Regions from separate parts of the Mus musculus genome. Here all the other regions are linked to region 2. The links are chromatin loops, found by intact Hi-C in ENCODE. Cell type or tissue: heart. All regions are shown on one strand. Each heading gives the region's core, and the rest is flanking DNA. Links, peaks and the distances in the headings are about the cores only. Region 1 has its middle 140 kb from the start of Prl. Region 2 overlaps Gm11351 (predicted gene 11351). Region 3 has its middle 200 kb from the start of Gm34122. Region 4 has its middle 93 kb from the start of 1700092E19Rik.

Region 1 (8,076 bases), core at 1,448-6,447, 990 kb after region 2:
CAGGAAGTGTGACCAGAGTGAGACCCAGAGGAAGTGCTCTCTTCACAGTGCACTCTGAAAATGTTTCCTGAACCTCGTTGTTATGATAGCAAAATCCCCACTCCATCCTCGGACTCACCTGTAAACCGCTGAGCTGGAGAAAGCGGGAACTGAGCATACTCAGAATCCACGGAGCGATTGGGTGTGGGCAATATGCCTTTTTTCTCACTTTGTTGCTCTTTGTCTCCTGAGTAGTAAGTCTTTTATCGCCCCTACTGTTTTTTCCTTCCCGGACTTGCAGTGGACAGATCTCCTGGTTAGGCCAGAGATTCGTGAAGTGCCATGTAAGTTAATGTTCTAATAAATCGTATGGAAGCAAAGTCGTCCTGAGCTCTGGCTACCGTCCTGTATCTCATAGGAACTTCATTGACATCAGAGCTTGTCTGTTAAGCCTGTGACCTTAAGCACTGCTTTGCTCTTATCCCCTAAAATACTGACCACACCATATTGCCCATGTGAAGTTTAGGATCAAAATCAAATTGATAAAGCTGCTAATGAGTGGAATGGCTAGTGTGGAAAATGAACTTATGTGCTTTTTTAAGACTTGCTCCATTTTACATAGCTGACCATTGGCAGTACCAGAGTTTGGGTCTTTGGATTATGTCTTCTATTCTGTAAAATATTCTTACGTTGTACCAAGTAGAAGAGGAGCCTGCTCCTGGATTGAACACTGACTCTAAAATTTAGAGTCATTAGGTCTGAGTGAAGTTAGGACTGTGTTTCTGCAATGTGATTCCAAGAGGTAGTTGTATGATCCTGGTACTACAGTTTTAATGCCCAAACTTTAAAGAGCTATATAAAAGATGAATAACATGTGGTTAAGACTTGCTCAACAATGACTTGGGAATGATTATTTATAGGAAAATTTGTTGTAAGTTGTGAAAGCTTGTTTCTCCCAGGACTTCTAATACATGAGGCCAAAGAGACATGATGTGCCCTTCTGTTCATGTTGACACCCAAACTTGTTCTCAGGGAAGAGCTAGGGTAGAAACTTTACAACAAGCAATCCCACAAGTCCCATCCACCCTTGACAAAAAATAAACAAACAACCCCCCCAAACCCAAAACATTAATTATTAGCAGTTAATTACCATTAGCTCTGTCTATAACCTTTGCCAACTGATAATCTATTTTCTATTTCTGTACATTTAAGTATTTTATATAGACTTTTGCAATACGTAGCCTTTGCTGATATATTCAAGGTTTATCCCTATAAAACGTATCAGTATTTTAATCATTTTTACCAGTGAATAATGTGTAGCTATAACATATTTTGATTATCCACTCTTCACTCCTACTATTCTGGAAAGAAACTACAAAGAGAATTTAAGACAAATTGAAATAATGTACATTGCTTTTGTCTTCATTACTTTTTCTGGCAGATTTGATAAAATACCCTAACAAATCACCTTAGGGGAGCCAAGAACTGTTTTGCCTCTCCATTCAAGATTCATAATATAGAAGTCAGAACAGCAAAGGCTTGAGTGAGAGAGTCACTTTGCAATCAAGTCATACAGACAGAACAATGGATGCCCATGCTCAGCTCCCAGAGAATGGAGCCCCTAATAGTGACCGAGTCTTCTCACCTTGATTAACCTAATCACCACCATCAGTCACAGTCATGCAAAGAGGCCCTACTCTCAGAATATGGTAGAGTTCCCATTCATCTCCAAATTTTTAAACCAAAATGGCTCCTGCCTAAAGGAAATATGGGGACAAAATGTGGTACAGAGACCGAAGGAAAGAATATCCAGAGAGTGCCCCACCTCAGGGATTCATCCCACATACAGACCCCAAACCCAGACAATATTGCAGAGGTCAAGAATTGCTTAATGACAGGAGCCTGTTATAACTGTCTACTGAGAGGCTCTGCCAGAGGCTGAGCAATACACAGGTGGATATACACAGCCAACCATTGAACTGAGGATGGGAGCCCCAATAGAGGAATTAGAGAAAAGACTGAAGGAGCTAAAGAGGTTTGCAACTCCGTAGGAAGAACAACAGTATGAACACGCATGGACTTCTCAGAGCTCCCAGAGACTAAGCCACCAATCAAAGAGTACACATAGAGGAACCCATGGCTCCAGCCACATATGCAGCAGAGGATGGCCTTGTCAGACATCAATTTGAAGAAAGGCTCCCGATCCTGTGAAGGCTCAATTCCAGAGTGTAGGAGAATGCCAGGGCAGTGAAGTGGGAGAGGGTAGGTAGGAGGGACAGCACCCTCATAGAAGCAGAGGGAGAGGGAATGGGATACAGGGGTTCTGGGGAGGGAATCAGGAAAAGGGATAACATATGAAATATAAATAGATAAAATATCCAATAAAAACGTTTTCCCATATAAAAAGTTTTCCCCTTAAAAAATCTTAAGAGACTACTTGGTTTATAAATAATAGAATTGTGAGCACATTGATATATCTAACATAAAGTGTGTGCCTGTGTGTGAGTGTGTGTGTGAGTGTGTGCCTGTGAGTGTGTGTGAGTGTGTGTGTGTGTGCCTGTGAGTGTGTGTGTGTGTGTGTGTGCCTGTGAGTGTGTGTGTGTGTGTGTGTGTGTGTGTGTGTGTTATAAAGCTGAGGATGACCTTGAACTTCTGATCTTCTTGCACGGACTTCTAAAATCTGAAAGTTGCAGTAAAGTGCCACCATCATGCCTCCATCATGCTAACTGACCTAGCCCCTAAAGTTCATATTTAAAAACTTGATCTCTGAAATTATACTGCTTAGGTCAGATTCATCATTGAGTGATTAACTGGTTAACTTGTCTCTCCCAAAAAATTTCATTGAATGGTGCCATATTGCCAAATTGTGTTATTTTATTTTATTTTTTTACAATTTCTATTTTCTCAACTACAAATACCATCGTTTGCTTTAAGAATTGCTGTCTCTTGTGAGACTATGCCGGGGCCTGCAAACACAGAAGTGGATGCTCACAGTCAGCTATTGGATGGATCACAGGGCCCCCAATGGAGGAGCTAGAGAAAGTACCCAAGAAGCTGAAAGGATCTGCAACCCTATAGGTGGAACAATATGAACTAACCAATGCCCCCCGCCCTCCCCCGGATCTCATGTCTCTAGCTGCATATAAATCAGAAGATGGACTAGCCGGCCATCAGTGAAAAGAGAGGCCCATTGGTCGTGCAAACTTTATATGCCTCAGTACAGGGGAACGCCAGGGCCAAGAAGTGGGAGTGGGTGGGTAGGGGAGTGGGTGGGGGAGCGTGTGGGGGACTTTCTGGAATAGCATTGGAAATGTAAATGAAATAAATACCAAAAAAAAAAAGAAATGGAACAGCACCGTATTGTATGAAACAACCATATATTATAACAGTAATAGAATTGACTGTATTTGATCAAAACACCACTAAAATTCTGACCTTTTCTAAAATATGTCAAGAGGGGGGGAAGAACATAAACAACCAGTATTCAAAAGTTAAAAAAAATGCCTAAAAAATGAAACCATCAGCTTGTAAATCAAATATACAAAAAAATAAAGATGTTGCCAAAATGCTATTAAAAAAAAAAAGAGTTGGTGTATTTCAAGCACTTAAATATACCAACTAGTATTTTATCTATTTTAATCCACTATAACATATCAAAATACCAGATTCCACGTAGAGCAAAGGAATTAAGGGATCAATTATCCCTATTTTCCTTTGAGTTGAGACTAATACACACCATTGTTACTGTTATTTTTAGGCAGCATATTCTCCTTGAACTGAGTGTACTCTTCACCTAATCAAAACATTGGAATAAGATAGGCATTCTACACAGAAAGTGTCCCTCCCCTCCCCTCCCCCAAGTAAAAGATCAGACCTTTCTCTCCAAGTTCCATTAATTGCAAACAAACAAACAAATGAACAAAAAAAATCTTACATAAACAAACACAGCCAACTTCAACTGTAGAGCCCATTTTTGTTTGAATGACAAATGTTCCCCACAGGCTGCATTTGAGCACTTGGTTCCCAGTTAGGGGCACTGTTGGCAAGGTTGTTGAACTTTTGTGAGGTAGAAGTTTGTGGGAAGACTCATGTCCTTGAGGATAGACTCTGAGGTTTTACAGCACAACTTCACATCCTGTCCTCTTTGTGTTTTCTGTGTGTGAAGGAAATGTGATCAGTCAACTTCCTGACTGTGAGAAGGACCTCATGCCTCTGTTTGTCATGTCTTCCTGCTGTAATGGGCTGTATCCATTCTGCAATAGTTTGCCAAAATCAACTTTCTCTCTTAACTTGTTCTTTGTCAGCATAGTTTATTACAGCATCAGTGGTCCATTAAATACTGGCTATTAATAAATCACCAAGACTAAATTCAGGCCATCATCATATTTCCATGGCAAGTATTTATTGATGAAGACATCTCTTCCTGCTTCATACTTTTATTAGTAAAAAGACCCCTTTTACATTGCTAAAATTGGGGATCAATGGATGGATTCTGATGGGAAGAGAAGGAAAATCATATAACCCTTTTAAAGTCAGTTGGCCTTGTTTGTGCCTGTAATCCCAGAGCTATGGAGACAAATCTAGGAAGCTTGTTGGGGCTTACTTACCATTCACTCTAGCTAACTAGTAAGCTTCCGGTTCAGCATAAAGATCCTATTTTTAAAAATAAACTTGGATAAGTGACTTATGAAGACACACAAATATACATACGCTTTCACACAAGTACAAAGAGGGAAGGACAGTAGAAAGACAGTAGGCTCAGGGAATACAAATAAATGTTCTGAACCAAGGAAAGCTTTGAAAGTGTATTTATTTTCTTCATTGAAATTTAAAATGCCAAATGGGTGGAAAACGTATCCATTTACTCATTTTTCTTGATTTTTTTTCCTGGAAAGGATACATTAAGAAAAATATATGTGATATCTACAGAAAATGTTCGCTACAAAGGAAATCTCTAAACTAAAAAAGAAGAGATAAAAGCATTTGTTGCCATGCTGCTCAATGTTACTGAAATGAGATTACTACAGTGAGGAGAGATGCTGTCTTAATGCATTCAGCCAAGGAAGCGGCTCAAGGATGGTTGGGAGTTTCCCATTGCCCCTTTTAAACAGTCTTGTCAGTCTCACAGCCTCAAGGGATGTACAAAATGTAATTACCAAGGCTTATGATAAGACAGAAATGAAATCCATAAGCAGAAAGGAATTTTAAAATGCCAGCCAGTTTCCAATGTCTATCTAAAAGGTTTCCCATGAACTCCAATCTTGGTTGACAATGAAACTATCCTCGCCATTTCTATCTGTGTCTTAGCTAGCTAGAGTTTTCTATAGGATGTGAAGTTACGATAGAGCAAGAAAGTAAACTATTGTAAGGGATTGATAGGGATATCTACTGAATTTCCCTCAAGTCTTAAACAAAAGCTTCTGACGAGAGTTTTTCGGAAGTGCCTTGGACTATTCCAGAAGTGGGTTGACTCTAAAATGAGTGGAGAAGATAAGAAGGAGTCATACTTTATCCAATTCCCTTGAAGTTATAGTTTTGTGGCTAATGATGCTGGCTGGCCCAGGGCTGGTGGTTATCAACATCAAGTGTGACATCCTCCTGTTGGCCAGCTGGATATGAGTGGTGTTGAGTGAAGTGACATGCTGGCCCGAAGACAGGGGAGTCTTTTACCAAGCTTCACAGGAATGTTGGTTTAATCTGAATTGTTCAGTCAGTTGTTAAAGCACTTTAATTTTAAGAAGGCAAAACCTATAATGTTTCACTTTTTCCTAAGTTTTTCTCTTAATTCTGAAGGCAAAGAGAAAAGGAAGAATTCAACTGCAGCTTAAACACAGTTTCTTCTTCCTCAGCATTCACTAAAATGTTTCTACTTTCAAATACAATTTAACTGAGTATTTGGGCTCTGAGTTTCATCTACTCCAAGCCAAACAAAAACTCGAGGAAATCAAGCAAGCAAACAAACAAAAAAACTCCAAACACAGAGAATGGAATATTAAACCAAAATCTTAAACATTAGGAAAGCTATAATAAAACTATGTCTTCCATGCAGCATATGAAAACATAATCCATCAGATTTTGGATTGACTAGAATTGAAAGTGAATTTTTATCACAAGATAATATCATAATCTCTATCTCTTCTTCACTCTCACTGCTCTCTCATATTCTACATATTACTGATTTGGGAATATCTGTTAGGCCCTGGAATATGACCCTGATATGCATCATTTATTAGCTCACAAGAGTTTCTGGAAATGGGAAGAATTACCAGTATGAACTCTTGAAAATCACCAAGATATGCCAAAGAAGAGTAATGAACATAAGCACAAGCTTGAAAAAGCACAAGCAGGCACTAATCCAATGACTCTCAAGTCAGGGGGAGGGGGATTAAAACCCATAGGCAAGTGAGTGAAGGCAAAGAAGCTATCAAAATGAACCCAGTTCCTTACTGCCTATTTACACAGAACTCCCCACTGACTTTACTGAAGGGCTATGAAGAGGACCCAAGTTGTAATATGTATGTTTGCATGACTGGTATGCACTGATTAGCCTCCATAAGTACACAGTTATATGCATTCAAGAATTGTAACAGGGTAGTCTTTTATTGTTAACTGGACCTTTAATTGAGTAAAGACTGTAAGTTCACATTGGAAGGAAGGGAAAAACCTCAATTATGAATGTGTTTGCTTCAGGCTATTCCTTCAGAAGTCTTCTTGCTTATGCTTGCTACCAACTATGCCATTCCCACATTCTGTTTAAGCAATAAGGGAGCTGAGTAAGAACACATAGAAACAGTTTGGTTTCCCTTTTGCTCCATCACAAGGTAGATTATGCCCCAGAAATATTCATTGAATTCACATCTAGAAACTTTAGAAATACAAAGAAGAGGACATGGTGTAGACTTTTCCTAGACTGGTGCTTGCAATTCAGACTCTATGAGCCCTCCTTAGTTGATTGAGTGGACCATGTTCTCATGGTATCCCTCCATCCCCCCTGACTCCGCTTACTTTCTGGCTCAACTTCCACAAGATTCCTGGAGTCCTAGCAGGGGCTGTAAGGGGGAAATCTTATGAAGATTTCCATTGTATATTTTTTTTCTCTGAATAATGTCTGCCTGTAGATTTCTGCATCTGTTTTCATTTGCTGCCAGGGGAGGCCTTTTTGATGACTGGACTAGGAACTGGTCTATGAGTGTACTTGAATAACATTGGGAATCATTTCATTGACTTTTTGTTTATTTGTTTTTGTTTTTGTTTGGTTTTAGGCCATGTGTGTTTGGATAAAGTCTGTGTCTCTGGTCTATTCAGTCTTTATTTCCTGGTTATGCAAGTAGTGTCTGACTCATAGTATGAGCCTCAAATTAAACCAGACACTGGATGGCTACACCTATAAGGTCTGTGCCACCATTATAGCACATCTTGCAGGCAGGATTATAGGTTAAAAGTTTTCTGGCTGTGTTGTCAACATTTCTTTTTCTGCAGCCTGTATAGTACCTTACCACACCAAAGAGAATAGATAATGAGGTGAAGACTTTATGGATGCATAAGCTGAATCTTTTTATATTCAGTGAACATTTTGGATGTTGTTCGCAGCAATGGGGTCCAGCGATCAGTTTCAGTGACCAATTCCTTTTCATAGCACTAGAGAGGGCTGTTTAGAGATCTCCCTGACCCTTTCAGACAAAAACTAAACCAAATGCAACCAAGTCCTACCAATCAGAGCCTTGCCTGGCTATAAGAGATGACCAGTTTAGACTTTATATCCTCCACAACTAGGAGTCCTCACTAGGATCACCCTTACAATACAAGGAAGTTTCCAGTTTACTAGGTTTCCACACTGCAAATGAAATAACACCCAATTGTAGCCATCCTTCCCTGAACTTACTCCCTCCATCCCGGCCTCCTCCATCTGATCCCTTTCACTCCTGTTACCACCTGCCCTCAGTCCACACATAAGGCTCTTCTATGCTCCCTTCCCTGGGAGATTCACGCATCCTCTGAGAGCATTCGTCTTTTCCTACTTTCTAGGTCTACTTATTACAGCTTGACTATCCTTTACTTAACAACTAATATCCACTTATAAATGAATACATACCACAT
Region 2 (8,076 bases), core at 1,225-6,224:
TCATTGTATAAATACATGAAATTATTCAGAAGAAAGAAAAGTTTATTTTATTTTATTTTATTTTATTTATTTATCATCCGTTTTTTGAGACAGGGTTTCTCTGTGTAGCCCTGTCTGTCCTGGAACTCACTCTGTAGACCAGGCTGGCCTCAAACTCAGAAATCTGCCTGCCTCTGCCTACCAAGTGCTGGAATTCAAGGCATGCGCCACCACTTCTTGTTCTATTATTTTCTTTTCTTTGTTTTTACCTAGATTCTATATTCTTCCAAATGTCAGATTTTGCCTTGAGCAGGAACAAAGAGTAAAAGAAACCACCCCAGTTCTCTTAGAAAATGATTTTGGGTTGAAGGTTTGTTTTTATTTTTCTGTAAAACTGAGATTTAAAATATAAACCTGGCAAATAGGAATTTACAGGGATGCCCAGCAGTGTGTCTAGCTAGTATCAAAGTTTGCTAATGGCTGCTGGTATCCAGACACTAAAACGAGCTATCGTGTTAATCCAGAATCTATGGTTATGAGGGCTGCCACAGCAATAGGCCATGAACTAGGTGACTCAAGTCTCAAAAATTTATTGTTTCAAGGCTCTAAAGATTAGACAGGTCAAGGTGTCAGCAGACAACTGATGTTCCCCCTCTGAGGCTGGGGAGAGAAGGAAATGCCTTGCCTATTCTCCAGCTATCTGCAGAAGTCAGTATTCTCTTCTCTCTACATTGTCTTCTGTTGGCGTCTTTCAAATGAATTCCCACCTCTTTGCTTTTTCCGGTTTATTATTCCATGCCTCATTCTCCTTGAAAGTTTGAGGAAAGCTATGGTGGGCATTCAGTTCCCCTTCCCCCCTTATCTTTTATTAAGAAGACTGCCTTCATGGGAAAAGGTTAAGGAACAGACTCGCTAATATCTACAATCACTCTCTTGAGCAGAAAATCATCGAAAATGAAATCAAAATTATTTTGTCTACATTCCATTAGCTAATGTGTGTGTGTGTGTGTGTGTGTGTGTGTGTGTGTCTGTCTGTCTGTGTGTGTCTGTGTGTGTCTAGTGTGTAGACTTGTTTTTGCTTGTGTGCATGTGTGGAGACCTGAAGAGAGTCTTGTGTATCAACTCTAAGATGCCATCTTTTTATTTACTTAATTTTAGATGTGGTTCCTCACTGGTCTCAAATGCATTCCTTTGGGTAGGCCAATAATCCTGAAGGCTCTCCTGTCTCTGGCTTCCCTGTGCTTGGATTGCATGTATACAATACCATGCTTATCCACTCTCTTTCTTTTACCTTTCTTTCTTTCTTTTTCTTTTTTCTTTTTACCATGTGATCCAGCGTCAAACTCAGATAGTCATTCTTGCACGGCAAATACTTACTGACTAATTATCTTTACAGGCCCCGTAGCCTCAGCATCTTTCCTTAAGTTTATACCAGCATCCCATTCTCTCTCTACCTGGATTCAAGGGTAGGCCTGGTGAAGAACACAAGACTTGCTGGCCAGGATGGGGACTCAATGCTCTCTTTTGATTCATACCCTTGTCTTTCACTCTGATTTACTTCCAGTGAGTGCAGTGATTTACCTTTTGGGGGATTTTTTTCACTTTGTTCTTCATAAGCCCTTTGTTGGCTTTCTAGAAGTTATTGCCACTGAATTAGATTTTAATGGAGTTAATATATCAGTATGTTATTTAGCAGTTTAGCCCGCGATTAATCCTAGAGAAGTTGGGTGAATGCCTTACCAGGAGGCTGTGTGTTCTCCAATGGCTGCATTACTCATGCGGGATACAGAAGGACAAATCTAGAGCAGCAGGATAAATGAGGCCAGGTGACTGGGGAGGCAGGGCTCCAGAGTTTAGTGGCTTAGAAGGAAGGGCACCATTTTTCTCGGAGGTGAGGGTCAGTTTTCCATCCTAGGGTCTTTGATGAGGAAAGCAGACATTAATCCTACAGAAAATAAGATGAAAATGTTACTCACCTCTGAACCAGGCTTAATGATGAATCAATAGATTTGCCTTCAGATTTCCAGTTTCAGTGCCCTGAATCTAAACAATGGGCAGGTCTCTGGCTTATGTGCACCTAAGACTTACAGTTAAATTAGTTTTTTTTTCTCCCATTTTCTTACCAAATGTGAAGCAATGTAATCTCTATAACATACTCATTAGTAAGATCCAGAGCCATTAAATCCAATCCTCGGTTTTCACCCATGCTATCAAATACACATTAACCCCTCTTGCTTTTTCACTTTTCAGAGAATGGAAATAACAGTAGAAAATTCATCTGAATTTTGCTCACAAACACAGAGAGCTACAATGTTCTGAGGAATCTACAGATAATAATGAACATTTTTTGTCTTCCTGACTTCTCATGTGTATTCTGTGTGCATATGCACACATGCATGTGTGCACGCACGCACATACACACACACACACACACACACACACACACACAGAGAGAGAGAGAGAGAGAGAGAGAGAGAGAGAAAGAGAGGTGTACAGGTGTATTCAACTGTGTGGAGGCTCCAGAGTTAATATCTGACGTCTTCCTCACTCTCCTTTGCATTCACTGAGTGGGTCTCTTGTTGAGCCCAGAGCTTACAGATTGTGCTGCTTGGTTACCTAGATGGTCTCTAGCACTCTGACTCCACCTCCCCTCCAACCCCCCAGATTGCTGGGAATCTAAGTGTCATCCTGCCTGCCTGCCTTTCAAGTGTGTTTGAGGATCCAACTCTGCTTTCCATACCTGCTTTTTATGGTAGGCACTTTGGCCACTAAGCCATGTCCTTGGCTGTCATGTATACTTTTCCATCTACAGGTTCCCTAAAATGTTGGAGCTCCTGCCCTTCTTACTGTGATGTCATCACTTTCTTTTCCACCATGGATATAGTAAGTGGCACATTTGTCCTATAATGGTACCTTTGTGAGACAGACAGAGCTAATTTTTCATTCTAGATACCTGAAGCTACAGGCTACATTGAAAACAGGGAAAAAAAAAAAAGCCAGCAGTTCTAGGTTATGCTGACACAGGTAATGACTTAAAATTCCTCTGAGCTTAGATTTTTTTTTTTGTGCTTATGAGTCTCTAAATTAGCTTTCATTATCTCAGCAGGTCTCTGCCTTTTGAGTTTTGAAGCCATCGTTTATGAATATAGCCAGAGCACTGAAGTTGTTTGCTTTTAAGGTAACAAACCCCTGCTGGATGGGAAGGTGTGAGGTATTAGGGTTAGTGAGAATTGCAGTCAGTGGATATAGCATTGCTCTGAGGTGAATTAAAGAAGTCGAGCTTGATTTGATTTCAGCTGCAGTGTCTTTAGCCGGTACCAGAATGAATCCATGCCAGAACTGGCAGGGACTTTGAAGTGAGAGAATCCCTGTGGATTTTGTATAATCGCACCACACGAAGGAGGGAATATATGAAACACCTGTGAGATGCCACCCTGCCTCTGGTCCTGTGAAGAGGTTTAATGTTTAGACTCTCACACAGTGAGTCTCAGCCTAGTGGAATTTCTATCAGCAACAGAGAAAGTAGGCTCATGAGCAGCAAATACTATTTGCATCACTTAGAACCACAGACTTGAAAAGGACTAAGAAGTCATCAAAACTGCCTGCCCTGCTCTTGGAAAGAAGGCCTTCCTTGCAGAAGGCAGAGGACACTTGGCTATCTGGACCCAATTCAAAGGTTACAGGCATCTGCATAAATCATTACCCCTGCTTACCAACATCTGCAGCTAGTACACAAATTCTCAGAAATAACATGCCTTTAGACCTGGCTGGGGTTCTTCCAGTTTTTGCTGGAAGAAATAGGGTGCTTCATATTGTTCAGCCATATACTCAAAGCTCTATGGCAAAAGAGTTCATTACATGGTGAAAGACACTAGCTTGGAGAGTATTTCTTGGAGGAAGTGCTCTCATCCCTGACTCTATCCTCTGCAAACTCGAATTGTATTGTCTCAAAGACACTCTCATCCCCTCTGGACAGCCAGTCTGCACACTAGATGGCAGTAATAGCCCAGTTTCAGAGTCCCTTTTTGTCTTCCCCTCCCCCTTTCTCTTCTGGCATAATCTTTTCTTGTCCATAGCAATAGAGAATAAAAGATGCAAATAAAATCCCTTTATTTTGTACAAGGCTCATTCAGAAAAGCTGATATACAATTAAAATGATCAGGAAATAAATATTTTAAACAATATTGAAAACTTCAGGCATGGTGGGTTTTTCTTGGTGGTAGAGGAAGGTCTCTGATTCATTTCTTTGTTTGTTATTCTTTTTCAGGCATAGTTTAATTACCAAAAGAGGCTTGTTGAGGCCCAAGGTCTAAGCTTAAATGAGATGATAAAAATGTATTTTGGAGATTTTGGAGGGAGTAGGAGGCAGGAGGAATCCAGCCAGGCCAGTTTTTTTTTTCTCAAATCCCGTGCTTTGCTAGCAGATTGACTCTGTGCTTTATACAACATTAATCTGGATTTCCTAGACATTCAACAGTCAGATGCATGCTCAGAGCCGCATTAAGTATTGCTCATTAACAGTAAGTAAGATACTGGAAACAGAACTATAAACCAAACGAAAGTCTCCTGACATGAGTAGGCCCCTTTGGACTGTTTGTGTAAAATTTAAATCTGTATTGGTGAGCTAGAAAGAGACAGATTCTGTGTCCGTGAAATGTTCTCAGGCCTCTAGAATGTCCTATCTGAGGTCTACTTGCAAAAGAAGGCTCCACTCTTACTGGTGATAATTCATGCTGTTACCAAAGCAGTAAAAACACAAAATGCATATACTGAAACAAATGTGTCACTCTTAAATTGAATGTTGCAGCCACGGCCTTTCCCTACTCCTAAGCACAGCTCCAGCTTCCTGTTGGAATGCACAGGCCCACACTATGCTCCCATTTCCAGCAAATTCTGCAATCATCTCTTAAAGGTTGCCACAGAGAAAACCTAAGCAGCATCCTAAAGAACAACTCAAAGCCACGGGCAGATATGAATTTTTTACTTGGCCCACATGTGAAAATGATTAATGCATTATTTATAGATACTGCCTTTCCAGGGAGCTCAAGGTCATCTGTGGACTCCCAGACAAAGGGTCAAGTCTTGAGAAGCTGGCCTAATAATCGGTGCTGACAGTTTCTTGGACATATTGCAGTGCTTTAAGTAGATGTATTTTCCTACTTGGAAAGAACTGTGAAACCTTTTTTTTTCTTTTTATTCCTTTTAAATTAGTTAGCTACTCACTTATCTGACTTGATTACAACTCATTAACTTTGATCAGAAGGAGGGCATGGGCAGGAGTGTTGCTATGGCCACCTTCTGTCTTCCTCGAGCCTCTGCATCATTCTACTCTGAGAAACATTACAACTAGCCTTTCCATGTAACAAATGTACCTCACTTGCCTTATCCTGTGTCATTGATGCTTCCAGACCTTCTAGGGCTCAGAAAAGAAAACTCAGCGGTAGCACTGTGAAGCAAAGACCAGACTTTTAGATCATTCATTCAAGAACACAAATGGGAAATCAATTCAATATATGATATTATACTTACCTACAGCAGACAGGAACCAATATAGATGACAACTTAAAGGCATGGGATTTGGTATAATATCATATATTGAATTGAAGGACAATCTTTGAAATGATATGTATAACTTTATCATATAGAGAATATGGACCAGTTTTACCGAACAATCATGGGGCATACTATTGAGGTGCCAATTTCTAGTATTTAATGGGTAATGCAATGTGAAAGGACATAGGGAAGATTTGGCCGCTCTAATGCAGGAAGTAAGAAGTACATTCCAGAAAATGTGAGCTGCTTGCTTAGGTAAATATTCAAGTAAGTATTATACAAAGTAGATGGATTTCTAGGCTCAGCATGCACCAGCAATTCTAAATAGCTTTCTCCCTCAATTCTCCTGTAGTATTGTCTAAAGAGGAAAGGCTGCAATGGTCCCATCCTATCTCAAGGCTTGTATTACTACCTAGCTTCAGACATTATAAATCATAACAAAACAAAAGCGCTACAATTAATTATTCTGCTACTATAATTGCTCCCAGAGGCAGAGTCCTGTACTTTTCAGTTTTCACTTAGAGATTTTGTGATTTTCGCTCATTGATTATTGAAAATTGTGTTGCCTTGAATGCATCCACAATGAACTATTCTATATTAATTGGCTTTAATTAAAATTTTGACACAACAATTTCTTCAATTAGTCTCCACATATCACACCAGAAATTAGTGAGTGGCACAGAAATTCTTCAAATGAATGAAACAAAAACTCTTGAAAGAGGTATCTCTGTGACATTGTGACAAAGAAACATCTGTCAAGGGAAAATGTCATAATGTTATCACCAAAGCTGATGGGAGTTGAGAAAGCCCTCAGCCAGTATCTCAGGGTGTCTCTGATGAAATGGCATTGTGCAAATATCTTTGCAATGAAGAAAAAGATCAATTCTTCACATTCCAATAAAAATAGGAATGGTAACTATTTTTTTTAAAAAACTATTTTTTGCCTTATATTTTACATCTGAGACAGTCATACAATCATGATTTAGAGTTAAGGCCTGGATTTTTGAAAGGAAGCATCCTAAAATCTTAGGTCTGACTCCACGATGTACTCCACCCTTGGCTGTAACCCATGGCATTGGTTCAGTTGCCTATAAAGACTTAGCTTCCCCATCTGATAGATCTGTTTCAATTAATATAACAGCTGGGCCTACAGAGTGTACTTTACCGGATGTTACTACAATTCAAGATTCACTAATGAATCAGTGCTTCCTTAGCTACGCCATTGCATGTGGAGTTCCACGTACACAGCAAGTTCTCTGGGCCAGTCTAGCGAGCAGTCAACAAAGGGTGATTAGGTTTTACACAAATGACCATTCCTGTTCTTTTTCATTAATTTTCTTGACGTCCTTGCACCCGAGTTCCAACTGTTTAGTCTGGTGTGGTTACTTACACATGGTTCATGTCCTTTCACTACTAACACATAAGTTTATGACTTTGGGTAACATGCAAAGGTGGCATAATTTTCTAGAGAAAAGAGAAAAATAAGTCTAGACTGAAGTTAGGAGAGTTCCCATGGGAAGGTGGGAGTAACTTGGGCTACTTTCTCAGAGAAGGATGAGTGTGAGGAATGCAGGACAGGCAGTGCATCCAGGCAGGAATGGACAAAGGACTGAGCAAAGGAATGGGTGGGTAGGTGTGTTGGGAGAAATCTGCAATCAGGGTGAAGGGTTCATCACAGACAAGCTGGAATGCAGAGCAGAGCAAATGACTAAAACCAGAAGCCACATGGGACTGGAGAGTGAGAGTGGGGCTGGTGTGTGTGTGTGTGTGTGTGTGTGTGTGTGTGTCTGGGTATGTGTATGTCTGTGTGTCTGTATTGTGCTCATGACTAGAATTCAGGTTCTAGTTAGAGTTAGGGGCCATTCACATAACAAAGTCAACATGTTTATGAATAGATGTATATATTTCATCAGATCCTACTTTCCTCAGTCCAGCTAACATATTTCAGTTTAAGATTATGTGTGTGCACACATCTATAATATAGATACATTTGCATTCATCTTAAGATATAGATGTATGTTCTGATAGTCACATGTATATGTGTATTTACAATATTAAGTCACTTAAATGACAGAAACTCTGCAAAACACATCTTCAGGTGATTTTGTCATTTTCTGAACATCATGGAGTCTGCTTACACAGACCTAGATGATATACGTGTTTTCCTCCATGTAGCCTCTTGATGCAGGGCAGACAAGCAGTAAGCATTAGCTGGAGGAGCCTGCTCCAAACACAGCAAGTGCTTTTGTTCTAAACTAATTTTATTAGTAGTAGGTGTGTACTCTAATAACCAAAACCATAATGAATCCATTTATCAGCAATGTATTAACATTATAGAGAAGTGTTTGCTACTCAGTTTTCTATGCTGCTCATTCACATGGATGACTAGGTTGTAAGCTCTTCATCCATGCATCACTATAGGATGTGAGAAATGCACCACACCACAATACTATGTCAGCTATGCTATCACTGGTCATAGGATTTTCTCAGCTGCCCTATAATTTTATGGAACTCCCAATGGGCACTAGGCTTGTTGACCAAAAG
Region 3 (8,076 bases), core at 1,278-6,277, 370 kb before region 2:
TTTTGGAAATGCTCAGTAGTACCTAGGAGTGAAGCCATCTGGCTCTGCATTGTTTTTTTGATGAGAGCCATTTTTGGTTATCCATTCAATCTTGTTTACTATGAGTCTATGAAGTTTGTTGTTTCTTGATGACTGATCTTGGAAGGTGTCTGCATCCAGGAATTTTTTCCAGTTTTTCAAGCTATGAAGCTTGTTGGCATCCAGTTATTGGCAGCTATCTCTAGAGTCCTTTTCATTTCTGTGGCATTTTATGGTCTCTCCTTTTACCTCTGACTCCATGCAAGTCTTTTTCTATTTCTTTTTACCTCTCTTAATTAAGGGTTTATCGGTTATCAATGTGATTATTTTTAAACAATCAGCTCTTCATCTCATCGATCTTTAGAACTGCTTTTGCATCTGGATTCCATTAACTTCTGCTCTGGTTGTTATGCCTGCTGTTCTCTTTGGTTTCAGCTTGTCTTTGTGGTAGGTTGTCTGTGAGATCATTCAGATATCTTTTCAGGCACTGCTGAGTATATACATCGTCCCTTGTGGGCCACTTTTGCAGCTTCCTGCAACAGGTCTGGTAGACTGTGCATCCATGTTCATTTGCCTGGAATGATCTTTTAATCTCCTTCCTTTTCCCTTGATCCACTGTTGGTCCAACAGTTTGCTTGAGTCCTGTGCTCTTTTTTACTTTCAGTAGTTTTTCCCCCCTCTTTTCACTACAGATTTGTAGTTTTAGTGCTTAGCTACCAGCAGATATAATAATTTGATTTCCAGTTTATGGATCTTTGAGCTTTTCTTGTCATTGACCATATAATTTATTCTGTAGCATGCTCCATGTGCTGATGAGAAGCCATGTTCTGTAGCTACAACACAGACTATTCTAGAGCTGTCTGTTAGGTTCCTTGATGGAGGGTGCACTTTGATCTCTACAAGTTCTTTAATGATCTTTCTCTTTGCATGATAGGTCCCTTGCTGAAAGTGGGATTAAAGCCACATGGTGCTGTTGTACCAACTGATTTGCCTTTCCCTTCATGTTTATTAATATTTGCCTGACATACTTAGATCCTCCATAATCACATGCAATTAGAACTTCAATTTGTTTTTGGTCAGATGATCTTTCTATTGTTATATTGAATTATTTTCTCTGCCTCTTTGTCCTGTATTTGATCATAAGCTAAATTTATGAGAGGTAAAATCATCTAGTGTGCTTTCTTCTGGACTCCATTTTTATAAAATGTTTGACCCCAGCCTTCACCTTCATTCATGAGTGTCCTTGCAAATGAGTTTCTTACAGACAACAGACGGGTCTTGGTTTTGATTTCCCACTCATTCATCCACTCTAATGTTTTTCATAGGATAATTCGAGCCACTAACTCTGAGGGTTCCAATCATACCACAGCCATCTTGTCCATTGTTTTCCAGTCTTCTCATGGTGTGTTTTCTCTGTCACACTGCCCTTATCATTCCTCATGCATACTTCCTGTAGCAGTAAATTTTACAGTCCATTGCTTTACCACTGAGCTTTAAACCTGGCATCCAGTTCTCTATTCCAAGTCCTTGATTATTTTTTAGATTTGTCTATCATTAATTGTTAATTTCTGGTTATCAATGAGGCTCACATAACAGGCTTTAAAAGCACTGTGTTCTCTTCAAACAGTGTCTCACTATGTAGCCTTGGCTAGCATGTGTCTGCCTCCATAGTGCTGGGATTAAAGTATGCTGCACCATGCATTTTTAACTGACTGTATTTATTTATTTTAGATTTATCTTTTGTTTTGAGGGTTATGATTATATATAACCTGTTCAGTCTTTGTAATGTTACTTGCATATATATTTTCAGCATGGAACATTTGATATCGGATAAACAATTGGTGTGCTTTTCCATTAGAAAAAAAAGATTTTCCTATTCTCCATTTCTCTTGGTTGCCTACAGTTCTTTTTGTAGAGTTGAGGCCTTGTGGTCTTTTCTCTGTGAACTTTTTTGTGTCTATTGTTGTTTTCCATGCTTGGCTCATGTTTAGGTTCATGTTTAAGGATTCATCTTGGTGAAACTTTATGGGTATAGCTTCTGACATTACTAGAAGATAGTCTAATAGCAAACTACCACTGCTGCATTAGGCTTATCATGACACGTGGGTAACAGGATATCTTTTTAAACAATAGCAACCTACTACAATTATTAGGAGCAAGTAAGCAAGCAATGGTTTCTTTGTTCTATTTTGTATTTTTTCTGTGGCAACAACATCTTAACGTATTAATATAATTTAAACAGTTATTGATGTCTTTGTTGTTTACTCTCCATTCTAAAGATATGATAGGACATTCTCAACTTTCTTATATAATTACTCTTGCCTAACAGTTTTATATTTCCAAATGTTTTGTTTGTTTGTTTGTTTGTTGTTCATTAATGGATTCTTCAGGTGTAAAATTCCTTCCAGCACTTATATAACAGTTATTATATAGTGCTTCTTATATAACAGTTATTATATAGTGTTTCTTATATAACAGTTATTATATAGTGTTTCTTATATAACAGTTATTATATAGTGTTTCTTATATAACAGTTATTATATAGTGTTTCTTATATAACAGTTATTATATAGTGTTTCTTATATAACAGTTATTATATAGTGTTTCTTATATAACAGTTATTATATAGTGCTTCTTATATAACAGTTATTATATAGTGTTTCTTATATAACAGTTATTATATAGTGTTTCTTATATAACAGTTATTATATAGTGTTTCTTATATAACAGTTATTATATAGTGTTTCTTATATAACAGGCTTATATTCTCCCAACTCTTGTTTGGCCATGTCTTTACCTGTCCTATATTTTTAAAGAATAGCTTTTCTGGATGCACCATTCTTAATTGATAGTTTGTTCTTTTTAGTGCTATAAAAATCACATGCCTCTCTCTCCAAGCCCCGATGTTTCCTGCTCAGAAGGACATTGTCAGTGGAATTGAGCCTCCTCCATATGTTATTTCTCCTCTTCTGTATCCTTGAGACTCTTCTCTTTGCCATTTAACTTTGAAAGATTGATTATGTCTTGGAGCAGACTCAGCTGAGCGGAATATGATTTGTAACTTTTAATCATCCCACACATGAGTGTTTGTATTCATCTCTGAGTTTGGGAAGATTCTGTTAGCTTTCTCCTTGCTGTCCCTGTTGAGGGCCAGTGCCCAGTGTCTGCTCTTCTCATGCTGCACTGATGATCCTGTAGGGTTTCTTCATCCATTTTTGTTCTGCAACCCCACCATGCATCTTCGAACAGCACACCATTTAGTCCTCGACTTTTCCCATCCTGTTTCATCTATTGTGCTAGTGCCTTCTCATTTTTTTTTTAGCTTAAAGATCTGTTTTTAAAATTTATTTATTTAGATGTCTTTGATCCCTCTGTTCAGTTTCTGAGTTATTTTCTTCAAGTTCACCGAGTCCTCTTTACAGCAGCATTTAAAGTCTCAATTCAAGTGTTAACTCACATTGGTGGTGACTTTGCGGCTTCTGGTAACTTATTTTGACTTTCCAATGAGGTCACACTTTCGTGAAATCTCTTGACTGTACAGCATTGCCTGGGCATTGGAGGTATCTACATGTAATTTTAGATTTCATAATTTGATTTTGTTTGTGCTCATCTTCCCAGAAATTCTAAGCAGGCTCTTTCCCCTATTCCTCTCTCCCCCTTTCTAGAAACTCAGGGGCACTTTTCATTGTTTCAGCAGAGTGGTGCCCAAGTCCAAGGTCATTGTCTACTCTTGGTGTGCTGCCACTGTTTCACCACTAGAGGGCAATCAAAGTCTAGGTTTCTCATAAACCCGAAGTTGCTCTTGTTCAACAAGAGTTGGGGAAATAGCATAAAAGGGTAGTGCCTTCCTCTCCCAGAGGTTCATCTGTAGTAACAAGCCCATATAGTCAGCCGTGTGTTTCCAACTGGCTCATGAATGAGGGACCATCTGCAGCTTCCTATGTTATTCCTCTGTTCACCAATACTACATCACACATTGAGCCCATTGCTCTCTGAGACAAGCTCTGAGGACAGAGCAAGGATCACATTGCTGTGAGCTTCCTGTTGCTAAGGTGGTTTCATGGCCAGGGACAACTGCAGTCAACAACAGGCTAACAAAAGTCAAATGGACTAAGACCACATGTATCTCCCACTAATGCCGATGCTACTCTAGAGGCTTTGTGGGAGGATATTGGTTGGGAATGGAGACTTCTGTGATCCGCCCAGTGCTAGAATTTACCACTCCAGCATTGTGTTCTAAGGCTCAGCACCCTGCTACGTCCTACCAGTGAATGGAGACCTGCTTCATGGTGTGCTGGGTAATGCTGTGGTCGTCACCCATCGGCGGGGTGGGCATTAAACTGGATTGTGTCTGAGTCTCATACCAGCAAGGAACTACATGATCGTCGAGGGGCACTAGGTGTACACCATGGGCCTAAACATGAGATTGTCTCGCTGGGACACAGTTCTTTGCCTGGAATAGGAAAGACTAAAGTCTCTGCCTTTGTGCACTGGCCTGGGGTTATCTTTGCTAAGTACAGTTGGGGAATTGGTCAAGAGCCTTTTTTTCTCTTTTTGGCTACTGAGCATTGCAAAGGCCCTATCACACCTGAGTCCCACAGCTATGCATAGCTATGGAATGTGAGGATTGTTCCTCCATCTCCATTCCGAGGGTTACTGGTTTGGATAAAGGTGGGGGAATCCATCCACTACAGGTACCAGGTTCTTTTTTGCTCTAAATGAGGAATGGAGCAGAGATGCAGAGCTGTGGCAGAATCCAGGAGCAAGTAACACCTTAAGTGTCTACTCTGGAGTGTGGGTGTTGGTATGATAATCAGCCACACTTTACATTCTGATACTCACAGGGTATTTCTTAACCTTCTTCACTGTCAACTTACTTCTCTTACATACTAATCTTTCAGCCTTTGTGTAAAGTATCCCAGACCTTACTCTACCATATTCTATGTCACAGACTGGCAATACAGTTTCTCCCATTGTAAATAGGTACCTGTGTGATGTTTACGTAGGTATGGAGGCTCCCTCTGTGTGGTAATAGTCAATGCCCTTTGGCTATTTCCTAGTGTGGAGTTCTCATAGTACTGAATGCATGATGCAGTCTTGTGTTCATTTTTATGTTTTGTACCCAGTAAGACAGTCTTTCCCCTCATTCTGCTGCCTAAGGTTGAAGGCCAGTTAGGTGGTAGAACCAGGCAGGCACTATTCTAATGTGACTTCAATGGATCAGTTTAGAGCACTGTCCCTGGGGTTTGGGGTAAGTGGGGGTCCTGTTCAGCACTGGCTTTCATCTTGTTATACCTGGTAATGGGATTCAGGACTCAAACTCCCTCTTCTGTATACATGGGGCATCTCTCTTCAAACAGGACAGCATTGCTGAAGAGTGGAAAGACAGCCCTCTCTTTGGACTTTTTTCAAGACATGTTTCAATAGCAGACTGAAATAGATAAGACACTGTTTTCACACTCCTGGCTTCACTGTGAACAGTAGTGTGTGAGTAACTATGCAAAGTCAGGAGACCATAACTGAAGGAGCATAGTCAGTGACCATGTTGTTCTACACCCTCTAGGCTACCTAATTTGCATAGTTGTTTCTGGGAGTTAATTTCTGGATAATCCATTTCCTTTGGGTGTAGGCTTACAGTATTGCCACTGTCATGTGACTATGTTTCAGCATCCTTCAACATAGCAGTAAAGGTTATTGTCTACCAGGCTCAGGCCACTACCTAAAATTAACATTGTCCCTCTTTTTCTCCCTCTTTCTTTTGCTAGCTCTCTCCCTCCCCTCTCCCTTCCCTTCCTCCTCTCACTTTTGCCTATCTTCCTACTGGAGCATGAAGTGCCCTGAATTGTAGCTCCATGAACTCTGAGATCTTGACTACTATACCATCTGCTACAGTTTCAACAGCTGGAAGAGGCCTGTCATGTAGGAGACCATCTACTGAGAGCTGCTTAGGAAATGGTTCCTGGTTGCTTCCTTCTGCCTCTAAAATACTGTAAAGCTCTATACAATACATTTTTATTCTAAATGGCATACGTGACTATTTTCCATAAAACAAAGAAAAAAGTAACAACAATAAGAATGAAAAAGAACCCTCTTTGGAGTCTCTTTCCTAGTCTATATTAAAACATAGGAATATATCTAAAATACTAATTTTTTCTAAAACACATGGTCCCTATACTGTACTTTGTTGGGAATTGATCAATAGGCACATCCCATCCTTACATGGCATCTCTTTCACAGAGTAAACATCTTTCACTCCATAGCTGATGCTGTATTTCTTTTCTCTCCCATCTCATATTTTCAGGATTTGAGAGCAGCATGTGACTCTTGTTACCGGGGAAATCCACTGTTGTGGTCTGCTATGGACTGTGTTTTGCTGTATTTGTGCATGTGGGAAGATGAAACCTAGGTGAGTTGGGTGGAAATCTAACCCCACTGCTGGGCAGAGGGAATCAATAAATCAATATAAACCTGTATGACAGTGTTCCTTTGTATCAAAAGGAGAGGGGAAGAAACACACTTTCGGTCTAGAAAGAAATCCTAGATTGGGATACACAGAGAAGTTTTAAAAGGGACTATATCTTTTGTTGGTGATGGTGATTTTTAATAAAGAGTACAATAGCAAAACTGGTTTGATCTTTACTTTTCCTGGAAGAAGTTTCTGGGACCGAGTTGCTGTATGTAGATGACTTACTGACAAAGGGCCAACAAATTAGGTCCACCACAAAACTTGCCTCTTAGAAGAGTGTATTAAACTGAAAGGAGCTTTTGCTACTGCATGAAGGACACCACACTAGGAGAGCATACAGAGATTACAAGTTAGAATACTGGATGGAATAGTCAATTTCACCGGCACTGGAAGAACTTAAAATGAAAAAAATGTAGCTAAAGATATTGAGTTTTAGATAAAGATGAAGGAAAAATACACCCTTACATGTCCATAAAGAAAAATATGGCAAACAAGAGCAATGTGCACTCCTCCTCCCTCTCTCCTTCTCTCTCTCTCCATTCTTCTCACTGCATGTGTGTTTCTAATCATGGATTAAATTAGACATCAGTTGAAATGCGTGGTGCCCTGGGACTTACAAGATCAACAGTGACATCCCAAGCTAGGTCATCAAGTATCTTAAATTACTCCTGCTGGTGGACTTAGCATTCCTATTCTTCCTCCTGGTCATCCATCGTTTTATCAGATGCTGGGACAATTTACTATAGACTCTTGGGATGCTATTTCCCCTAAACTATGAATCATACAGATTCTTGAGGATCGTCATGGGTCATACTACAGGGTAAAATACTCGTTTTCCTAATAGCTCCCAAAGAGAAAAATATAAACATGGAAATAGCAATTGGGATTTCTGCAGACTAAGTTTTCCTTTAGTGTGTGCACATATGTGTGCATACACAGAGGCCAGAGAGCAATGTCAGATTTCTTTCCCACTGCCTATAGCATTTGTTGAGAGTATGAAGTTTTATTTTCCAAATGAAAAATGATGTAATGGTAGGCACAAATTAACCCTTGAGACAAATAAGTCTTCGTGTGTTCTCCTAAGTTCAACACATTGATTTTAGTTTTATTGCTTATCTGTTTCATAAAGTTACAACAAACACAACAGCAGGTGCATTTTTAGAAAGAAAAAAAGCCTAAGAACTTGCTGATTGGGGAAGTTTGGCCCATCATCTGTAACCTTGAAGATTCCTTTGTTTATTAATAGGATATTTCAGCAGCACACAGTAGGGATTGACAAGAAAAGTAACATGTGGAATGCTGTGAGAGATATCTCAGGTTTTTTGAGTATTAAGTAGGAGAGAAAATATTCACAGGATGATAAATTAGAGCAGACATGTTCAGAAAGCTACACACTCGACTATAATTTTTTTGAAATGTCAATCCTCAGCTTCAAATGATTGCTATGAGAAGCAGAATTTAGTCACTGGTGCAAACATGTAGAAAGAATATGTTAGAATTGCCAAGTGTGCAGTGTTTTGTGCCCTTTTGAAAAGTGATTGTAAACCTGTACATGTTTATTATTTAATAGTTTAAAATTAACAAAATATTTA
Region 4 (8,076 bases), core at 1,256-6,255, 470 kb after region 2:
AACAAAGTACATTCTTTATCTGTGTCATAAAAACACCTAACAGGGTTCTGGGAGTAAGTTATATTTACTAAAACTGGAAACTTTATTACACTGAAAGTTCAATCCAAAACCTCACATTCCTATATGGAATCTGTCATGCTAGACTCTTAAGGTAACACCAACTCCATCCTAACACCTGACATCTGAAAAGCTTCTTTATTTGTCTGCACAACTTTTACAAGTCTGTTCTGATATCATATATTCTCATCAATTTCTCAAGGCAAAGTGAGTAGAAGATTTTAAAGTAGAATTTTTTAATGGATTAGTATAATTCATTCTGTGCTGAAATCCTGATTGAATAATTTAGGTGGGGAATTCTATTAGTCTTACAAAGACCTATTCAAATGTTTTTCAATGATTCTGAGTGGCATTCTATATTTAATGATAAATATTATCCATCAAAGATCATTGAAAAATAAATATTTGATATTAAGATAAAATTTCTTAGGATTTAGTCTACTTCAGGTATATAATAAAAACGAAGAACCAAAAAGTTTAGTAAATTCAGAGGGATGAAATATGAATTGACAATTTATTAAGGCTCCTTGTGTATGGATATTGCTGTCTGTGTTTATTTATCAGTTCTCTGACTGACTTCAGTAGGAAGTTCCTGCTTTCACACACATATAGCCTCAGAGTTCTGAAAGCAGATAGCCATGTGGGACAGCCAATTGCTTGTGCCAGCCTCAGCTTTTAACCTTGCCCTTGCCTCTGAAGTCAAATCTCACAGAAAAGTTTTGAGAACAGAAATATTTTACACTAGAGATATAAAAATACTAAAGAATTGAAAGAATTAAGTGACAAAGTCAAGAGGCAGAGCAGATCTTTTGACAAATATACTGCCTTTCTGTAGAATTCCTAAAACCTAGGGATCTATTAAGGAATGTTCTTCTTTCTCAACATTAGAACCCAGAGAAGGAAATGCCTACCAGACAAGAGCCTTAAACACTCTCATTTCTTTCTTCATCTTTTTCCCTTACTAGTACATTCGATTCAAAAGAGTGGGTTAAATGAGGTGACACAGGTCTCATTGGGAATTCCTGTGTTCAGAATGAGTGTCCCTGCGATGCAATGGAAAGTCCCTGACATTGTCTGTCATCCAGTACTGGAAAGTTGTCTGGTTCAGAGTTAGAGTATTCTAGACCCAGCTTTTGTTTGCTACTCCAAAAAACAACAGTGACATCATGGTATTTCTCAAACCTAGAGTATTGCTTGATTTCTTTTTCCCTTGTAGGTGCATAGGCTGAATCTCAGAGGAGCAGGAGAGGAATGCTCATGATATTCTAATTAACCCAGTTTCTGTAAACATCAATAAAGATTACACATATAAAGTGTATGTGTATATGCATGTGTGTATTTGTATATACAAGTATGTGTGAGTATGTGTGTGCATGTGTGTGTGCATGTGTGTTTGCATATACCCACAGCTCTATATTCTTACCTGTCTTCACTTCACTGTAAGACATATATAGTAAACAAGCATAAGAGGTTGATTTGTAAGTGATATTGGATGTGGTTCTTTAATGTCTGGATGCCTTTTTACATGAACTCTTCTACAATGATAGGAATGGATCTAATTTAATTTTTAAAAGGCATATGTACACTGCTCCATGTGTATGGATATTGCTGTCTGATGCATGATCATCTTTCTCTCTGACTACCATTCTTTTTGACTCAACAGTATGGTGCTTGTCATAAACATTAATTTAAACAATCACCAGAGTAATGATGTGGCAAGAAGTTGCATGTTAGTCTTACTAAGGATGGTGCTGGATAAGGGTGATACTGGAATAAGTCAGACTAATACTAGCCATGAGGCCAATACTTAGTCAGTGTGCCCAGTTACTTAATGTGATTATCACAATTAAGTGAGATGGCATCACAATGTCCACCTTATTGATGAGATACCTGAATCACCTGACTGGAGGTTACTCAAGTTAGGCAGTGCGACATTTGATATTCAGATCTCCCTGTCTGATTTCTTCACACCTCTGGGCTTAACTTCTGTTGATCTCATTTTAATAATATTAGCTCTAAGTATGGCATTTCATTCATGGTATCTCTTTAAATGGTTATTATCAAGATTAGACATCGCTCAATGTATTACCAATTTAGAATATTGTTTAATAACTGCTCACTTCTCATTCCTCACAATGTTGCTAATACTGCAAAACTGGTATCAAAGACACTTGGTGCTTAATTTAGTAGTCTTCATCCTGCAAAATCATTGGAATCTCCAGAAGAACTTCTAGAAAGAGGAGTTTGGGTGTTTCCAGGGTGATGCTGAGGCGCTAGCATTCAGGAAATAGAGGTTATAGAGGTGTGCAGGTGTATTGACTCTGGGAATTCCTTAAGCTGTATCTTGGCAGTAGCTACCCAATACATATCCACCTGCAAATGAACTACGTGGTAAAAACAGAGATTCCAAGATACAAATCCTCAGAAACTTGGCATAGGAATCTGTGGTAGGTACCTTCATTATCAACTTGACTAGACTTGGAAACACCCTACACATATGCAAAAAGTGCTCATCATTAAAGCTCTATGCAATTCATAATTCAATTGAGTTGACAGTAAAATTAAGGCATAACACCTACAAAATTCAAATGTTTGAGGAAGTGTAAAATAATTAGGTCAACAGATTATGAGACAGTATCTTCACATCAGCTAAGACTGAATCCAAACCCCAAAATGGAAAGGGTCATTATATGTGATATATTTATGGATAATCTACCACAGACCTTTATTGTTTAGCTATTTAATATTTATTTGAATGAACTGTCCTATTTTTGATATATTTATTCATAAGAGAATGCATTTTGAAAACATTAGCAAAATAAATTTGATAATTCATGAATTAAAATTATAAACTCTTGGACAATTCTTGATAGTATATGCCTGCAAACCCAGAATTCATGAGGCAGAGGAAGGAGAATGAAGAAAGGAAGCGAGTAAGAAAAACAAAAACAAAATAAAGCAAAAAACAAAAACCAGGGTGGGTGGGATAAGGAGGAATGCAGCTGAGAGTAACAGAAGGGAAACATCTAGTACTTCCAAGCACATATATTTGCAAATAGAATCAAATATTTTTGAACTTGCAGTTTTAAGGGATGTTACATTTTCTACACAGGACAGCATATTGTTGTTCATAGAAAAGTGCTATTATTTCCCATGTCTTTTCAGACACATGGACATTGTGATACCTTAGAAAAAAGAAAGTTCTATTTGTACTACTATAATTTTATTGCATAGGACTCACTTGTGATAATATTCCAGCAATATTATTCAAATAAAGCCAAAAGTATTTAAATATTCAAGAACAATTATTTACACCAAATGGATCAATTAGAATTATTTGAAATTATGCTGTCTGACTTGTAAACCTTTATGAGAACTTTATCATTCCTGAGACTCTTAAGAAATCCATTAGTTTTGCAGGGATATTCCCAAAACTCTTGATAAGGAATGCAATATGAAATTTTATTAATTCCTCACTTATGTTCACGAAAATGCTGTGCTCTCCACCTGCAGTGTTAAAGTACAACCCACCTCATGGAAGCTAGAGTATAAGGTAAGACTTGTATAGCTTATAACTTCTGTAATTAAGCAGCATATGTCACATGCCATGGGATTGGATGTTTCAGTTGTTAGGAATACATAGAGGTCATTAGTTGTTGATATTTCTTCCACTTAATAATAGTGGATATGCTGGAGAGAAGGAGGAGGAAAGATAAATCTCTCATGCCTCTGGGTTAATAGAGAGTATAAATGTTAGGGAATGCAGCTTTGGCTTTTACACATGTCTCTGTTTGGGCTTCTTTTGCAGCCTGCGTAGATCTTACCTAAGTAAGACTTCAAAAGACAGCATGGACTTTGGCAAATGGGGCTCAATCTTCAGTGCTGTGGTCCGTGTGTTGAACTGACAAGCTTCCAGATGGGGTTCCTTAGGTCCTTATCTCTCAGGAAACACATATCCTGTTACTGTCCACTAGCTCCCAAAGTTTCACAGGAAGGCATAACCTGCCATGTCCCCTGCTTGGCTTTATTTATAGTTAATAATATTTACACAATGGTTTTTTTATCTCTTAACATTGATACATCTGTGTACTTGTATATTCTGCTTTTATAAAATACAATTATTTGAACTAATTCAACTTTGGACTTTTTAGTAGAAATAGATCAGACATTGATGATTTCACAATTTAACATGGCTAAGTCTACTGTTAATTTAATTATAGCTGTGTAAAGAAATCAGATGAGCATTAGAGTAAGTAACAAGAAGGCAGTGTTACAGATTTATGTGTTTATATGTGTGTATATGTCTGTATGTATGTTTATGTATGTATGAGTGTCTATGTGGGGGGATGCAAATGTGTATAAATGCATGTCTGTGCTCTGTCTGTGCCTGTATGCATATAGATAGATATATAGATGTAGATGTAGATGTAGATGTAGATGTAGATGTAGATGTAGATGTAGATGTAGATGTAGATGTAGATAGATATAGATATAGATATAGATATAGATATAGATATAGATATAGATATAGATATAGATATAGATATAGATGTGCGTGTGTTTTGTGCCTGTGTGTATGTGTGCATGGCTATGGGTTTGGACATTTATGTATATATGTGAATGCCGAATGCAGTGACTGTGGATTATCAAATGTAGTATGTGCTAGACACTGTATTCTAACTCTATATATGTCAGGAAAGCAAAAAAAGCCCCCAGTCTCATGAAAGACCCACAACCATACAACCATAAGATGATAGTTGCTGTGAAAAACATCTCATGAACTTAACCTGATTATAAAGAGCAGAGCACTGGAGAGTTTATTAGCTATGAAAGCAGGCAGTTGTTGTTAATGTGGTAGCCAGGGAAGATCTCATTCAGGTTCTAAAAGCTGGACAAAACAAGAAAAATGAGACAGGTCATAAATCTTGCAAAGCAGTGGGACAATTCTGCTACATGCCAGTGAGTTAGCAAGTACAAAGTTCCTGGGGGAGGGTAGGCATTGTTTCCTCTGAAAAGAAAAGTGGAGGCCACTACAGCTAGAGCCAAAGAAGGAAGGGGACAGTGGCAACAGTTGAGGTCAGGGAACAACAGGCCCTATGGGGTGTGGTTTTGACCTTGGTTAGCTTAGGGACTTTATTTGAAGAGTGATGGAAAACTACTAAAAAGTATTGAGCAGAGAAGCAAATGATTTGACATTTTGTTTGGATGGGATGACTCTAGCTTCTATGTGAGTGATTTCTGACTATGATGAATAAAAGAAGAAACAAGCACAACTATAAGGACAGGATGTAGCTCAGCTGGTAAAGTTTTGCCCGTCTATACCAACTTCTCTATTCATGACTGAATCCATCTGGATTCACTCCTCCTCATCATATAAACCAAGAGTTAAAGCACACATCTGTAACCCCTGCACTAGGGAAGTTGAAGCTGGAAGATCAGAAATTTAAAGTCACTCATCCTCGGTTACAGGATCACAGTGAACATTGAATATATAGGACCTTGGATAGAAAAATAGTAGAGGAAGAAAGGGAGAAAGAGAGGAAGAAAATCAACAAATAAACAAATTAGTTAATAGATAAGTAGTCGGACAGATGGACAGATGACTACTGATGATTTCTAAACAATGATTGGTTTTAGCAAATATTTATGATGTAAATGTCTGTGGTTATCCTCCCCATAATTTAAAAGCAAAGGTATAATTTACATATTATGAAATTTACTTGTTTTGGTGTGAAGTTTCTTATGCTTTTACATATTTTTGCATGCACATGTCCACAAACTCACATACACAGTGTTGTGTATTGACCACCTGAAACATGGCATATAATTTTTTATCAAAATCCAAAATCTTGTCCACGTCTTCCTCCAACCAATGCACAGATGTGTTTTCTTTAATAGATGAAACTGTCAAGTCTGACCTTGCTTAAATCTGACCCTTTATTTAATGTAGAGCATTAGAAATTTATTGGCACAAGAATCATATTCCATTGTGTAAATAGACCACAAACTCTTCATCCATCCCTTTGTGCAAGATTGGTTCCAGTTTTGAAAAATTACAAATTAATCCACAAAACTATTCATCTAAATATTTGTAATGAGCAAAAGGTGTGTGTGTGTGTGTGTGTGTGTGTGTGTGTGTGTGTGTTAGTGTTTTGTATTTTATTTCACTTGTGTAAGTTTCTAGAACTGTCAAGCTGTATGGTTACTGTATGCTGAGCTTCCTGAAAAAAGGGGTGAATACTTTCTCCCAAAGCCATTAAACACTTGCCATTCTGATAATGCACATGTATTACAGTACATTCTTTAATTCCACTTTAATTTACCCCCTTCTAAGAGGTGGTAAAATATTTGATGTTAATTTCCATACCCCCCCAATCTACTGTTTCTCTGATCAGATATAAAAGAATGTCTATTTGATATTTCTGTTCATTTTAATTGCATGCACATTTGAGTATTCAGATGTGAACTTTTTGTTATTCCACATACCTGAGTTATCAGACATGCCTTACAATTATGTCCTCCATATTTTCTTTTCTTTACCAGTGTTTTTTTAACATTTGAGTTTGATTAAATCTAAAATATCATCTTTTTTATCATGAACTATCTTTTTTGGTAATGTCTAAGACATTCTTGCCTAGGCATTCAAAGTTCACTAAATGTCTCTCTCTTTATTTTTTTCTGAAAACTATGTAGATTTTTCTTTGTTTGTTTGTTTAATAGATATTAGAGTTTGTAGAATCAAGGACCCACAGATGACATTTTATAAGTACTGATTTGTACAAAGACCTAGTCAGGACATATTAAACTAAAAAATGGAAAATAAAGTACCTGAAAATCTTTGCAGGCGATACTTATAACACTTGGTCTACCAATCAAAAGTAGAAATTGAGTCAGCAGCTGGAAAGACCTTACACATGGAGTTTGTGGGTAAGCAAAGAGGCCCGTGTTTTGTCCTTCTTTAAATTAAGATGGAATAAAATGAGACAATGTAGAATATAGACCCAAGCAAAGCATCACTCAAAGAATGAAAGGCTCTGAGCCCAAATAATGGTTATTTAAGATGAAAATAGCGAAGTTCCTAGTGCAAGTGAGGATAAACAGCAATGCTTTTGTATGAGAGCCAGAGAAATGTTTGGCTTGGAAAAAAAAATGAAGAGAGGTGGGGAAAGAATTTCAATTTGACCTTCAACTCAGCAACTTGTCGAATGGAATTTTTTTCCATGGATTCAGTAAGAGAGAAGGGAATGGGGATGGCATATTTTCCCCCTAGAGCAGAATGTCAGTAGATCTTATATTTCCTAGGGTCTCTTTAACCATACTTTAAATGCAGTCTGTTTAAACAGCGACTTCAGGAACTTTGGGGACATTCCCTACAAACCTGGCCTTCCCTGGGCCCAGTGTCAAAATGATATTGTACACAGCCAAGCAGCATACAGGGTGGAGCTGGGAGAAAGGTCTTTTCAGGTCTGGAATGCCTTTCTTTGGAAGCATTGTTTAAGAGAGGTCTGATGAGAAGTGACGGCATCCATGAATGTCAAAGCTCCTATGCAGGGTGTGAGTTTTAGAACTGAATTAAATTTCATGGAACATACCTGGCTTAATCACAGTGTTTTCAATCCTTCCTTCATAGCCAGTCATGGCCAGTTGTATGTCCACAACTGAGCAACTTATCAGAAGGAATCAACGTCTACTTTTGACATATTCAAGAATTAGAAGGAAAAAAAGATAAGCTTCTGTAGGGCTTTTAATCCTTATGTTTTTAATTTATGTTTTCACAAAACTAGTCATTTCTTTCAAACTAAAAGTTGTAATACATGTAACCTGGAGTTTATTCTTAAACTCATTATTTTCCTTTAAATGTTATGAAAGTACTTTCACAAACAAAATTCAAAGTAATAAATAGCACAAAAACTTTATAGGTTATATTGTCTTTATTCATGTCCATCAAAGAACTAGAAAAATAGAACAGTTTCATGTTTCTGATATGCAATCTAATGTGGATGTTTGAAAAAACAACCC

Evidence for each region. A loop is a pair of places that touch in the nucleus more often than their neighbours do. Peaks named below come from ENCODE experiments on the same cell type or tissue, not always from the same donor. Only the 100,000 strongest peaks of a DNase experiment are listed, where the experiment ranks them.
Region 1: a loop joins it to region 2, with 4 times the contacts of the local background. A loop is called at or near these places in 4 of 42 quality-filtered maps.
Region 3: it touches region 2 in a loop (2.3-fold over the local background); 6 of 42 quality-filtered maps call a loop at or near these places.
Region 4: a loop joins it to region 2, with 2.4 times the contacts of the local background. A loop is called at or near these places in 3 of 42 quality-filtered maps.

The regions. Positions count from the first base shown.
Region 1 is chr13:26,916,731-26,924,806 of GRCm38, forward strand. No RefSeq gene overlaps it. Among named protein-coding and RNA genes, the nearest start is that of Prl, 140 kb to the right of the region's middle. In heart, for the core only: a CTCF peak has its summit at 4,008; no DNase peak of the experiment used is centred there.
Region 2 is chr13:25,929,041-25,937,116 of GRCm38, forward strand. It overlaps Gm11351 (predicted gene 11351), which reads right to left. Exons shown (of 4, transcript NR_045062.1): 2 at 1,720-1,924. Among named protein-coding and RNA genes, the nearest start is that of Gm11351, 33 kb to the right of the region's middle. In heart, for the core only: a CTCF peak has its summit at 3,952 (motif pointing right); no DNase peak of the experiment used is centred there; H3K27ac peaks cover 606 bases.
Region 3 is chr13:25,559,087-25,567,162 of GRCm38, forward strand. No RefSeq gene overlaps it. Among named protein-coding and RNA genes, the nearest start is that of Gm34122, 200 kb to the left of the region's middle. In heart, for the core only: a CTCF peak has its summit at 3,775 (motif pointing right); no DNase peak of the experiment used is centred there.
Region 4 is chr13:26,400,918-26,408,993 of GRCm38, forward strand. No RefSeq gene overlaps it. Among named protein-coding and RNA genes, the nearest start is that of 1700092E19Rik, 93 kb to the left of the region's middle. In heart, for the core only: no CTCF peak of the experiment used is centred there; a DNase peak (open chromatin) is centred at 3,954.